Linked DNA regions of Homo sapiens: all the other regions are linked to region 1. The links are chromatin contacts, found by Hi-C or POLR2A ChIA-PET in ENCODE. All regions are on one chromosome and are shown on one strand. The core of a region is the stretch at or near the end of the contact, and the rest is flanking DNA. Distances in the headings are between cores, read along the strand shown.

Region 1 (3,698 bases), core at 825-3,324:
GTGGGGCTCCTAACTCTGGGCCCCAATTAGCTTAGCTTGGGGGAGCAAAGGACAGGAGCACTGTTCACCCAGTTGGACTAACAGCTCCACACTGTGCCTAATAGGAACCTCCTTCTCACAGGTGGCACCTTTGTGAATCAGGGTCTGTCCTGAGCCACCCTCCCTTGGAGAGATCTGAGCACTGAGAACCACAGAGCCTGGGACACCAGCACAGGGTTTGAAAAACTCCACTCCCAGTCAGCTGCGGTGGCTCATGCCTGTAATCCCAGCACTTTGGGAGGCTGAGGTGGGTGGATCACAAGGTCAGGAGTTCGAGACAGCTTGACCAGCATGGTAAAACCCCATCTCTACTAAAAGTACAAAAATTAGCCAGGCATGGTGTTGGGCACCTATAATCCCAGCTACTCGGGAGGCTGAGGCAGGGGAATTGTTTGAACCTGGGAGCTGGAGGTTGCAGTGAGCCGAGATCGCACCACTGCACTCCAGCCTGGGCGGCTGAGCGAGATTCTGTCTCAAAAAAATGGGAAAAACATCATTCCCATGTGTGTCCTGGTTGCTTGTCTCTTTCAAAGTACTGCATACTAAATGCTACCACCCACTGCTCCTTGTGTGCTGGGAGCTGCTTCAGACTTACTATCCCATTGAATGTTTTCAACAACCAAAATGGTAGGTACTATTATTTATAACCATGTTTTCAGATAAGGAAATTGAAGCTTAGACAAGTTAAATAATTTCCCCCAAACACACAGCTAAGTGGTAGGACAATTGGTTCTGAATTCAACCTGCTTGGATTTGAAGTCTGGCTCTGTCACTTACAAAGTGTGTGATTTTGAATGAATTATTAATCTCTCTGAACATTAGCTTGCTCTTCTATTAAATGAAGGTATTTATTTCTATTTATCAGGATGGAAGTGTAAGGATTAAATGACATAATCCATGTGAAATGCTTGGTACAATGTTTGGCACAGAATGTGAGTCCAATAAATGCAAACTATGGTTTTAGCCAGATGCATATCCCTCTTCCAGGCACTCAGAAATGACTTTCTGTAAGTGTTGACTTCATCTGGATGTGCCCCTTCACATGGGCTTCTGGCGTGCTGGGCTCCAGCTGTCACCATTTGTCTTCAAAAGTCCAGGCTTGAAGAAAGGAAATGACCAAACGCATGCACCAAATGCATCTCATTTTAAAGCCCACCAGCCCCGTGGACTTCGACTTCCAGATATATTACCTCCTTTTGTATTATTAGAAACTTGGTTGCCCCACACCAGTGGGGTGAGGTGGAATGCGGAGAGCAGACAGAATATTTATAAGAGATGAAATGAGATCACCTACCTAGAGACACACCCCAGAGGAAAGTAGGATAGTTCTAGAGCTTTGTGGATCAAACAGGCACTCTTTAATCCCTTCTGACACCTCCTTCTCCCCATGCTACCCAGTCCCTTGCTCCAGTCAGACAGAGACGGGAAACATTTTTTGCACAGCCAAAACAAAGCCACTCGGGATGTAAATAAAATAGTCTGAACACCCAGTTGATCCCTCTGCCTTTGAGACCGGAATCATCTGGAGGGTGGATAAACACTTTCCCTGCTCCAGCACTCGGAGAAATAAGGGAGCAATAGATTGCAGCAATGGCTGCTGGGAGTGTTCCGAACTCTGTGAACAATATGGAGACTGCTCAGTAGATTATGGAGGGGTAAGAGCTGAAGTGTGTGTGTGTGTGTGTGTGTGTGTGTGTATGTCTGTGTGTGTGTGAGAGAGTGTTTGTGTGTGTGATGTTAGTGATGTTAGTGATTTCAGAATCCAGGCCACTGATAAACCAATTGAGGTGTGGGTGACATGCAGAAGGGCCCCAGAGGTGTACTGCCCATCACATCCTTCTCCAGGGCACTGCTTGCTGAGTTCATGTCTTTGTCACTCAGCACTGCTGTGCCCACAATCTGTGGCTTCTTGGAGATTCTCTTTGTCTGTGTGGTCCTTGTCTGTGTGGGCAGCCCTGGGGGACCGCTGAGGTAACTCTTACCAGTAACTTTGACTCCAGAGTCCCCGGGGCCTGGGCTTCTGGGAAAACAAGGCTGTGTGAGTGTGAAACTCAAACTGAAAGGACTTTCTTCTTTTTTGGTTGCATTGCACTCTGAACAAAACTCACTGGCTTGTGACGAGCAGGTGCTGTGCAAAGGGAGGCATACCTCCTGCTACTATTCCTTCTCCTGGTGAAAGGCCACGCCCCCTCACTTGGCTCTCTGGGACATTTCTTCTGTCAGGAGGCCTCTGCAGCTGGAATGTTCGTCACTCTTTGAGGTTAGGCATCTTTTCCTTTCCTTTTCCTTTGGAAATCTGTGGTCCTCCCTTTGCTGTGACAAATTGCACGGTGTGGCCAGTCAACTCCATTCTGCCTCCTGGGAAGGCTCACGTGGCCCGGCCTCCATGAGGGCCCAGGGCCAGTGCAGGAGTCCTCGACTTGCAATTCTGCCCTTTTCCATCCAGGCTTTGTCCAGCTCTCCGTTCTGTTCTCCCATTCGGTGTCCCCTCCAGCCCCTTAGCCCCTTTCCAGCACATCATGCTCCTGCTTGAGGACTGAAGAGGAAAGAAAGCCCATCTGGGGAGGCAATTAGGGAAAGAGAAACAGAGGCAGAGAGAAGTAGAGACAAAAGATGAAGAGAAGGCTTCTGCCTGGGTACTGTTGCTCCTCAAGGGCCTGATTCTGGAATTTCCCAAATCCAGCTGTAATCCCATTAGTTAAAGTTAACTAACTTTTTTTTTTTTTTTTTTTTTTTTGACTGAGCCTCGCTCTGTCTCCAGGCTGGAGTGCAGTGGCGCGATCTTGGCTCACTGCAACCTCCACCTCCTAGGTTCAAGCGATTCTCCTGCCTCCACCTCCTGAGTAGCTGGGACTACAGGTGTGCGCCACCATGCACAGCTAATTTTTTGTATTTTTAGTAGAGATGGGGTTTCACCATGTTGGCCAGGATGGTCTCAATCTCTTGACCTCGTGATCCGCCGTCCTCAGCCTCCCAAAGTGTTGGGATTACAGGCATGAGCCACCACGACCGGCGAGTTAACTAATTAAATTTGCTTGCTATTTGTCATCCTCCAAAGAGTCCTAATAAATATCTCAGGCCCCTTCGCCCACCTTGCTAAGATTCTGTTGTGTGCACCTCCCCATTCTGAATGAAGTCTTCTCCAGGCAGAGTGAGCTGCTGCTGCCTCTCTTCCCACTGTGTTTTGTGCACAGTTCTGCTGTACATTATCCCATGTGTGGCTATGATCTAAGGAGCCATTTGCCCATTGATTTTCCCCATGACTTTGTGGCAAGGACTGAGTTTCTTTCCTGACTAGGAGCCAGGTATCTTCAGCGCAGCCTAGCACAGTGCTTGGCATATCATAGGTGCTTTATTAGTGTTCGATGAATCCATGAGCCAATGAACCAACAAAAGAATAACATGTTAGCGCAGCAAAATGCAAACAAGTTGTATGAAGCTGTCAAAAGTGCTTCTGGAAATTTTAATGTAATTTAAGTTTTAAGCATGCTATTTTGTGCAAGATACATTAGACTAATAGGAATACAGCCCAGAAACACATTAAACAGGGCTTTAATCATTGTCGCTGTCTATTGAGAGGACTTTCCCATCTTCTTTCTCCTAGTAACAGACTCCATCCCACTGGACAAAAAGGTGAGCACGTGACCCTGTCCTGGCCA
Region 2 (3,698 bases), core at 812-3,311, 96 kb after region 1:
GACAAAGGAAAAACCAAGGACAACAGCAGCAAAAACCTCTAGGAGGGAAAAGAAAACGGAGGAAGGAAGGAAAGCAAATAATGAAAAGGAAGAAAGAAAGAAGGAGAGGGAGGGATAGAGGAGATTAAAAAAAGACAGTAAGATATTACCCTACACCACCTTATTTTGCAGCTTGTCTGAGAAAAATCCAAACTTGCATTTTCCAAAGCACTGCTTGAAGAGTGAAATCTTAAAAAATTAAATAAATAATAAATACAAATAAGTGTTAACACCCATTTGTAGTTTTCAAATAGAGCTCAGAGTGAGGGCTGTGGCTCCATCGACTTGTTCAAGCCCAGGACCCCGTCTGCTTTGCGAGCATCATCTGGTGCTTCCTTAATCAACAGACGAAGACCAGACAAGCCCTGGTCATTGTCCTGCCCACAGGCCAGTTCAGAGCTAGACGGAGTTGCAGACTGACAGTAAGAATGACATTTCCCTCACCTCTCCAAAAGCGGGGTGCTCTCAAGCCCAATGAGGGCGCATACCGTGGACCGCACCACAGGATCAGGGGAATAGGTTGCTCACGGCTTCACTCTTTGTCTCCACAGCAGCCCTCCGGAGAGCTGTTTGAGATTGAAATAGACACCCTGGAAACCACCTGCCATGTGCTGGACCCCACCCCTGTGGCAAGATGCAGCGTGAGGCAGCTGAAGGAGCATGTGAGTACCCTTCTTAGGATGACTGTAGGTGGCCCTTCGGCCAGCTCCACCGATTCACCCAGCGTCTCAGCCTGCCTTCTTGGCTAGCCAGGGTGCAGTTTCTAAAATTGCCATTTGTGGCCGAGCGCAGTGGCTCATGCCTATAATCTCAGCACTTTGGGAGGCTGAGGCAAGTGGATCGCCTGAGGTCAGGAGTTCAAGACCAGCCTGGCCAGTATGGTGAAACCCCATCTCTACTAAAAATACAAAAATTAGCTGGACGTGGTGACGGGCACCTGTAAATCCCAGCTCCTCGGGAGGCTGAGGCAGGAGAATCGCTTGAACCCGGGAGGTGGAGGTTGCAGTGAGCCAAGATCCTGCCATTGCACTCCAGCCTGGGCAACAACAGTGAATCTCTATCTCGAAATAATAATAATAATAATCATCATCATAAATAAAATTGCCATTTGATGCCACTTGCCCTGGGGCTGATTTTTACAAGCGTTTAACTATATCGTTGTATCCCTGAAAGCAGAGAGTGCCATGTTTCAGTATTACCCAGCAAAGGCGATTTTGCAAGGGTCACCTTTGACAGCCGTGCCTGGAGGGAGCCTGCCCGGGGTGCGAAGGGGAAGGGCAGCCATCCTCACGTGGGTTTCTTTCTCCAGGCTGTCGAAGGAGACTGTGATTTCCAGCTGTTGAAACTAGATGGCAAGTTTTCCGTGGTATACGCAAAATGTGATTCCAGTCCAGGTACAGATGACTATTCTTATTCTCATTTTTTCCTTGTAGAGAAAGTGGGGAAGGGATCTGAATAATTTTCAACTTAAGTAGTTCTAGCAGCTTTGTCGGTGAGGAAAAGGAGAAGCCAAATTTCCTGGGTTCTGGGATTTTTAAAATTGTGTTTTAAGAAGCTACTCTTGGCCTGGTGCGGTGGCTCACGCCTGTAATCCACCCACCCGAGGCAGGTGGATCACCTGAAGTCAGAAGTTCGAGACCAGCCTGGCCAACATAGTGAAACCCCCATCTCTACTAAAAATACAAAAATGTGGTGGTGCTCGCCTGTAATCCCAGCTACTAGGGAGGCTGAGGCAGGAGAATCGCTTGAACCTGGGAGGCAGAGGTGGCAGTGGGCCGAGATCGCACCACTGCACTCCAGCCTGAGTGACACAGAGTGAGACCCTGTCTCAAAAAAATAAGAAGTTATTCTTACTGGAAGTGAAAATTGCCTCGTGATGATAAGAGCTCCTGCAGAAATGTCAGCATAGCAAAAGCCTTTTGAAGGTTTAGTAAGAAGCAGAGAAAGTGCCTGAAGCTATCTGGGGAATGCCTTAGCCCTTGCTAACGCAGCAGAGCTGGGGCCATGCCAGGGAGAATGGCTGCCCACATCCTGGTTTCCTCTCTCCGAGCAGACTCAGCCGAGGACGTGCGCAAGGTGTGCCAAGACTGCCCCCTGCTGGCCCCGCTGAACGACACCAGGGTGGTGCACGCCGCGAAAGCTGCCCTGGCCGCCTTCAACGCTCAGAACAACGGCTCCAATTTTCAGCTGGAGGAAATTTCCCGGGCTCAGCTTGTGGTAAAGACTGAGATTCTTTTGACAGGTTGGGCAGTTCGGTGGCACTTCGGGAATGTACTGTACGTGGTGGAGCGGGAGGCAGGGAAGAACAGGCGCAGGGGCAGCGATGAGAAAGCAAGGAGAGGGTTGTTTGGAAAGGGAAGAAAGCATCCTAAGGGGGTATGAGGCTCCTGAGTGTCATGAGGACCCCAACACCCTCAGCGCCTCCCCCATGCTGAGCCACTGTAACGTCCAGCAGCCACAGCTGCCGGCAGGTACATCCCCACTCCCTCCGTTCCAGCTAAAACCAAAGCTCAGTGTCAGCTGGTAGAGTTGCCCACGTCGGCCAGAAGCACTCACTGTAAATTTGCTGGGCTCCAGTACCACCCATCTCCGCTGAACATCTGCCACAGACTCGTAATTAATACTCACTTGTGCTGACAAGCTTATAATGGCAAGATCTTAAAATGCCTTTCGAGTCACTGGAGAAAACATCTCATTGTACTGTGGGTGGTTTAGCACATTGGAATTCAACAGAATTCAAATGTTTAAGAAAATGTATTCTGGATATCAGCCATGGCCATACTTGGAAATACGCTAGTATAGACGGCAATTCTATTAATCAGAATATGTGATTCTCAGAACATCCCCACCCCAGACTACACCAAATAACAGATATTTTATTGTGTCCATATGCTCCAACTACTTTAAAAAAGAAAAGCTCAAGTGATATCTTCCATACTTTCATCTAAATCTTTTCATTTGAGCCTGCTCTATGAAACAGGTGGAAGAGGTATTAATCTCTTCACTTTCCCACCCTATTTTGGAATAACCTGAACCTTGGGTATCAAGTGCAGCCCAAGAGTGAGGGCTGGGGGGAGGCAGGGTTCCCACTCCTATCAGTCTAATGCTGGCCTTCTGATTCCGGTTTCCTATCTGCAAACTCACCTCCACCCTGAAGGACCGGTGATGGATACTTGCCCCTCCTACAAGGAAGACACAACCCCTACCTCTAAAGCACAAGCACTTGAGAACACAACCCCATAGCAACTGCCCTATGTAAGCCATTGAGGGACATGTCTTCTGGGCCGACGCATGGTCTGCATGAATGGTGCTCCCCGAAGGAGGCTACTTCCCGCTCTCCTTCTCTGCCCTTTTCATTGTAAGTCATCTTTCCTCAAGAGCATTTTCATGTACTCTTCTCAGCCCCTCCCACCTTCTACCTATGTGGAGTTTACAGTGTCTGGCACTGACTGTGTTGCTAAAGAGGCCACAGAGGCAGCCAAGTGTAACCTGCTGGCAGAAAAGGTGAGTGGGCCGGGACCTTGGGGTGTTACCACTCGGACAGAGCTGTTTGTGGAACAGAACATCCTTGGATAGTTTGTATCTTGGGGCTGCAGACAGAGAATAACAGTGCAAATCCCCTCTCCCTGTGGATCACGGCAAGCCTTCTTTTAGGGTGT
Region 3 (3,698 bases), core at 639-3,138, 67 kb after region 1:
CTAAGAGCTAGAGCTGCTAGTCTTGGTGAGAAAGACCCCATAGGGATAATGTGTTTCCTACAAAGAAGAATGTTAATGGGGCTTTGTCACTCCTGGGCTTTGTCACTCCTTTTTATCCATTGTCTAGATTGTCGTGATTTAATAAGTTAAAGAATATTCTTTCATTATTGGACTCTGAGCTTCAGGTAGCTTTAAGTGCTTTATCTGAGGCACATTGTAATTTGGAAAGATTTATATTAAAATTCCATAGATTTTCTTAAGAAGGGAAGATAAACACCATAGAGGAAGGATGCTAGGTAATTAATGTGGAAGAACAGATAATAGTGTCTTCAGTTCTGCAAGGAAAAAAGCCATTCCAGGGAGCTATGCAATGAGGCTGAAAGGATGCTTGGCCTGGAATCAGATTTAATTTCTATGACTGAGGAAGCTTGTTAGCCTCAGTTTTCTCATCTGCAAAATGGAGATAATGAAGGGGGATATTTTTGTGCTTGGTCTTTTATGCATCTTAAACATCTTTTTGGGCTACTCAGAGATTTATTCACTTACATATACTCCTGCCCCTTAGCTGCATTCACTATTGGTTAGGTGCTGGATTGCCAAATCCTAGATGGATGTTAGTGCTCAGAAATCACTGAAAAGGGAACAGGATTTGGAAACTTAAAACCTGTTTGAAAAGGTCCAATGGGTGTTACTAGAAATGGGAATGGAAAGATAATTTTATTCTATTCCTTGAAAAAAAGCTGCTGTTGGCTCCAGTAGCAACCTTTACCATGAACAAAAGATATCCAAGGGCTCTGAAAGATAAGCAAGAGAAGAAGACACCACTTGGTAAGTGTTCACTTTTTAAAATTCTAGTATTTTAGTCACTGAAATTGCTCCAGGACTCACAGTGAAGGGTTGGACACAGGTCACAGGCAGTGGGCACCAGTACAGCTTCCGTCATGAGTTTAGATGTCAAAGAGCCCCGACCCTTTCTTATTCCATTAACAGAAATGAAATATTTCTGAGTGGTATAACTTTAAGCACAGTTCCTCCAACAATGCAGCCAGCCTGAGAATGACATAATTTGGGGGCAGTCTCATCACACTGAGTGTCAGTGAAAACCCTCTAGAGCTGCATAGTCCAATCTGGTAGCCACATGTGGCAATTGAGCACTTGAAATGTGGCTCATCCAAACAGAGGTGCTATGAAGCATAAAATACACACTGGATTTTGAAGACTTAGTATAAAAAAAAAGTAAAATGTCTCAATTTTATATTGACTACATGTTTAAATGATAGCATTTTGAATATAACTGGTGAAATAAAATAGATTATTAAAAACAATATATTACTAAAATTCACCTGAGTTTTTTTCACTTTTTAGAATTTGGCTAATAGGAAATTTTAATTACGTATGTAGTTCACATTATATTTCTGTGGATTGCACTGCTCTAAGAGTCTCGCCCAGGCTGTGCCAGGTCACTCAACAGAAGTTGACTAGTACTTTGGGATAAAGGGCCTCATATTTACTCCTATTCAGTTACCTCCCCCTCACTCAGTTGGCCCAGTGGTCCAGTCTGTTACCATGTTTTGGGATCCTCCAATTCAGGCATTCAGTATGAGCCTCTCCACCTGATGTTATCTGTGCACTGTATTGACTGAGACATAAGATTTTCATCTAAACAGTGAATAAAAGCACTAGCCAAAGAATTGAAGTCAACTCTTAGTTAGATTTTGCCACTGAAAGCTTGCTCCAGGTTGACAATCATCTGAACATCAGGGTAAAGTCGTATCAACCTCCATAAGAATAATTGATTTTGCATCTAGCCATATTTCTTTATCTTGTCCACACAGGTATGCTGAGAGATCTTGTTGAAATCCAGTTAGACAACAGCCTGTTAGGAAATGAGGTGTGTCTGTTATGACACTCTTCGTGAGCCCATACTGGGGCCTAGGGATCTTCACTTTCACATTTAGGTGATTTTCTCAGTATTCTGGAATTGTCTCCAGTCCAGAAGACAGGATTTCCTTCAAAGAAAGTGTTTCTTATCATCAATCACCTCTTCCCTCTTGGACTTCCATTTCCTCTTACTGATGTTCACTTTACCCTTTTATATTGAAAACATCATTTTTTGACAGAATATAGAAACAAAACGGGAGGTTTTATGTACCATAGTGTTACCATGTGCATGCTCTAGAATCACACTGATCAGATTCAAATTCCAGTTCTACCATTTACTAGTTGTGCCTTAATTTCTCCCTCTGTAAAATGGTGATAATAACAGTACATGTTTCATAGAGTTGTTGGTTGATTTGACATTTACAACTGGAATGCCTCTCTTGGGATAGGCAGTTCAAAAAGAACAAGTTAATAATATATGTTGCACAACTGAGGTTTGGGAGGCTTATGATTTTTTAAAATTTTCCTTCCCTCTGCAATGCATGATGTTTGTGTGAAGGTGGCGCTAAAATAATGCCGTGAGAGCTATCGGCTCTGGAGCCCCAGACCTGTTTTTTTTTTTTTTTTTTTAAGCCATTTTCTAGCTCTTGCCACTAAAAATCAGGATATTAAGTAAAACAATAATAATTATAATTTTCAATGCAAACTCAAATAATAATGCATTTAACTACCCTCCTCTTTTAGTCTCCCTTAATCTTAACGTAGACAAGGCAGATGCCATACAGGCTGGATTTTGATTTGGAGCCTGATTCTGCCAAATAATAATAATAATAAATTAAAGGATGGTTTCCGAGAATTAGTAACAGTTATGGAAGCCACTGCAAGGGGCCAAATTAGGTGATTAAGAACAAGGCCGAGCACGGTGGCTCATGCCTGTAATCCCAACACTTTGGAAGGCCGAGGCAGGCGGATCCCCTGAGGTCAGGAGTTCGAGACCCGCCTGGCCAACATGATGAAACCCCATCTCTACTAAAGATACAAAAATTAGCCAGGTGTGGTGGCACATGCCTGTAATCTCAGATACTTGAGAGGCTGAGGCAGGAGAATCACTTGAACGTGGGAGGCAGAGGTTGCAGTGAGCCAAGATTGCGCCACCACTGCATTCCAGCCTGGGTAACACACCGAGACTCCATCTCAAAAAAAAAAAAAAAAAAGCAATCATGTAATTAAGTCTTCTGTGTTTTCTACCAGTTAGGTAACATTAAACCAGAACAGGAAATGTGATAATGTTTTCAGCAAGGTGTTTGATGATTCATCTTGTGATATCCCCTGGAGATAAAATAGAGGCACATAGTTGGATTCATAACTCACTAGTTACTGTTGAACATACTGTTGATTAATGGCTCAATGTCAACCTGTAAAGGAGAGAAGAGAGTCTTTGCTGGCACAAAACAAAGCTATGTTTTCAGTCCTGATCTGTTCAATAGTTTTATTGTCAGTGAGCATTTCAGGAAGAGCACTTAAAACACCAGGTGCCTACTGTGTGTAAGTCACAGAGTTTTCACAGCTCTTATATGTTTGTCATTGCAATAAGTCCTAGGAAGGGGCAGGACGCATTAAAACTGACCAGATAAGCTTTTGGCTGTTGTACAATGTTTCAAGTGGGAAAAAGCAACTTAACCTGTAAGAACAGGGTTGGGGTACACCAGCTTCATCAACAGCATTGAGAGGGAAGCATGATTTGACAGTAATGCTATCACGGTGTCATTTGAATTGATGTCCCCCAACATAATCACAAAGGGTCTTGCACTTTGTGG

The links. Hi-C counts contacts between places; a loop is a spot of excess contacts on that map. ChIA-PET counts read pairs that join two places held with the same protein, here RNA polymerase II (POLR2A). Pooled maps may share reads with other maps.
Region 2: a pooled map shows a loop between it and region 1 (2.2-fold over the local background). The contact joins two enhancer-like sites. A Hi-C loop is called at or near these places in 1 of 168 maps with a recorded cell type or tissue (PC-3) and 6 of 50 pooled maps. POLR2A ChIA-PET finds 5 or more read pairs at or near these places in 4 of 52 experiments (A673, HEK293, activated naive CD4-positive, alpha-beta T cell and 1 more).
Region 3: POLR2A ChIA-PET joins it to region 1 with 10 read pairs in GM10248. The contact joins two enhancer-like sites. A Hi-C loop is called at or near these places in 1 of 168 maps with a recorded cell type or tissue (B cell), 8 of 37 single-sample maps with no recorded cell type and 11 of 50 pooled maps. POLR2A ChIA-PET finds 5 or more read pairs at or near these places in 20 of 52 experiments (CD4-positive, alpha-beta T cell, CD4-positive, alpha-beta memory T cell, GM10248 and 13 more).

The regions. Positions count from the first base shown.
Region 1 is chr3:186,519,522-186,523,219 of GRCh38, forward strand. No RefSeq gene overlaps it. Among named protein-coding and RNA genes, the nearest start is that of CRYGS, 23 kb to the right of the region's middle. RefSeq lists an enhancer at 1,935-2,134. Within about 2 kb of position 2,075, at least 3 of the 41 ENCODE cell types and tissues checked have a DNase peak (open chromatin) inside an H3K27ac peak, as active enhancers do.
Region 2 is chr3:186,615,095-186,618,792 of GRCh38, forward strand. It overlaps AHSG (alpha 2-HS glycoprotein), which reads left to right. Exons shown (of 7, transcript NM_001622.4): 2 at 591-701; 3 at 1,349-1,433; 4 at 2,093-2,256; 5 at 3,442-3,543. Among named protein-coding and RNA genes, the nearest start is that of AHSG, 3.9 kb to the left of the region's middle. Within about 2 kb of position 2,062, at least 3 of the 41 ENCODE cell types and tissues checked have a DNase peak (open chromatin) inside an H3K27ac peak, as active enhancers do.
Region 3 is chr3:186,586,928-186,590,625 of GRCh38, forward strand. No RefSeq gene overlaps it. Among named protein-coding and RNA genes, the nearest start is that of DNAJB11, 18 kb to the left of the region's middle. Within about 2 kb of position 1,889, at least 5 of the 41 ENCODE cell types and tissues checked have a DNase peak (open chromatin) inside an H3K27ac peak, as active enhancers do.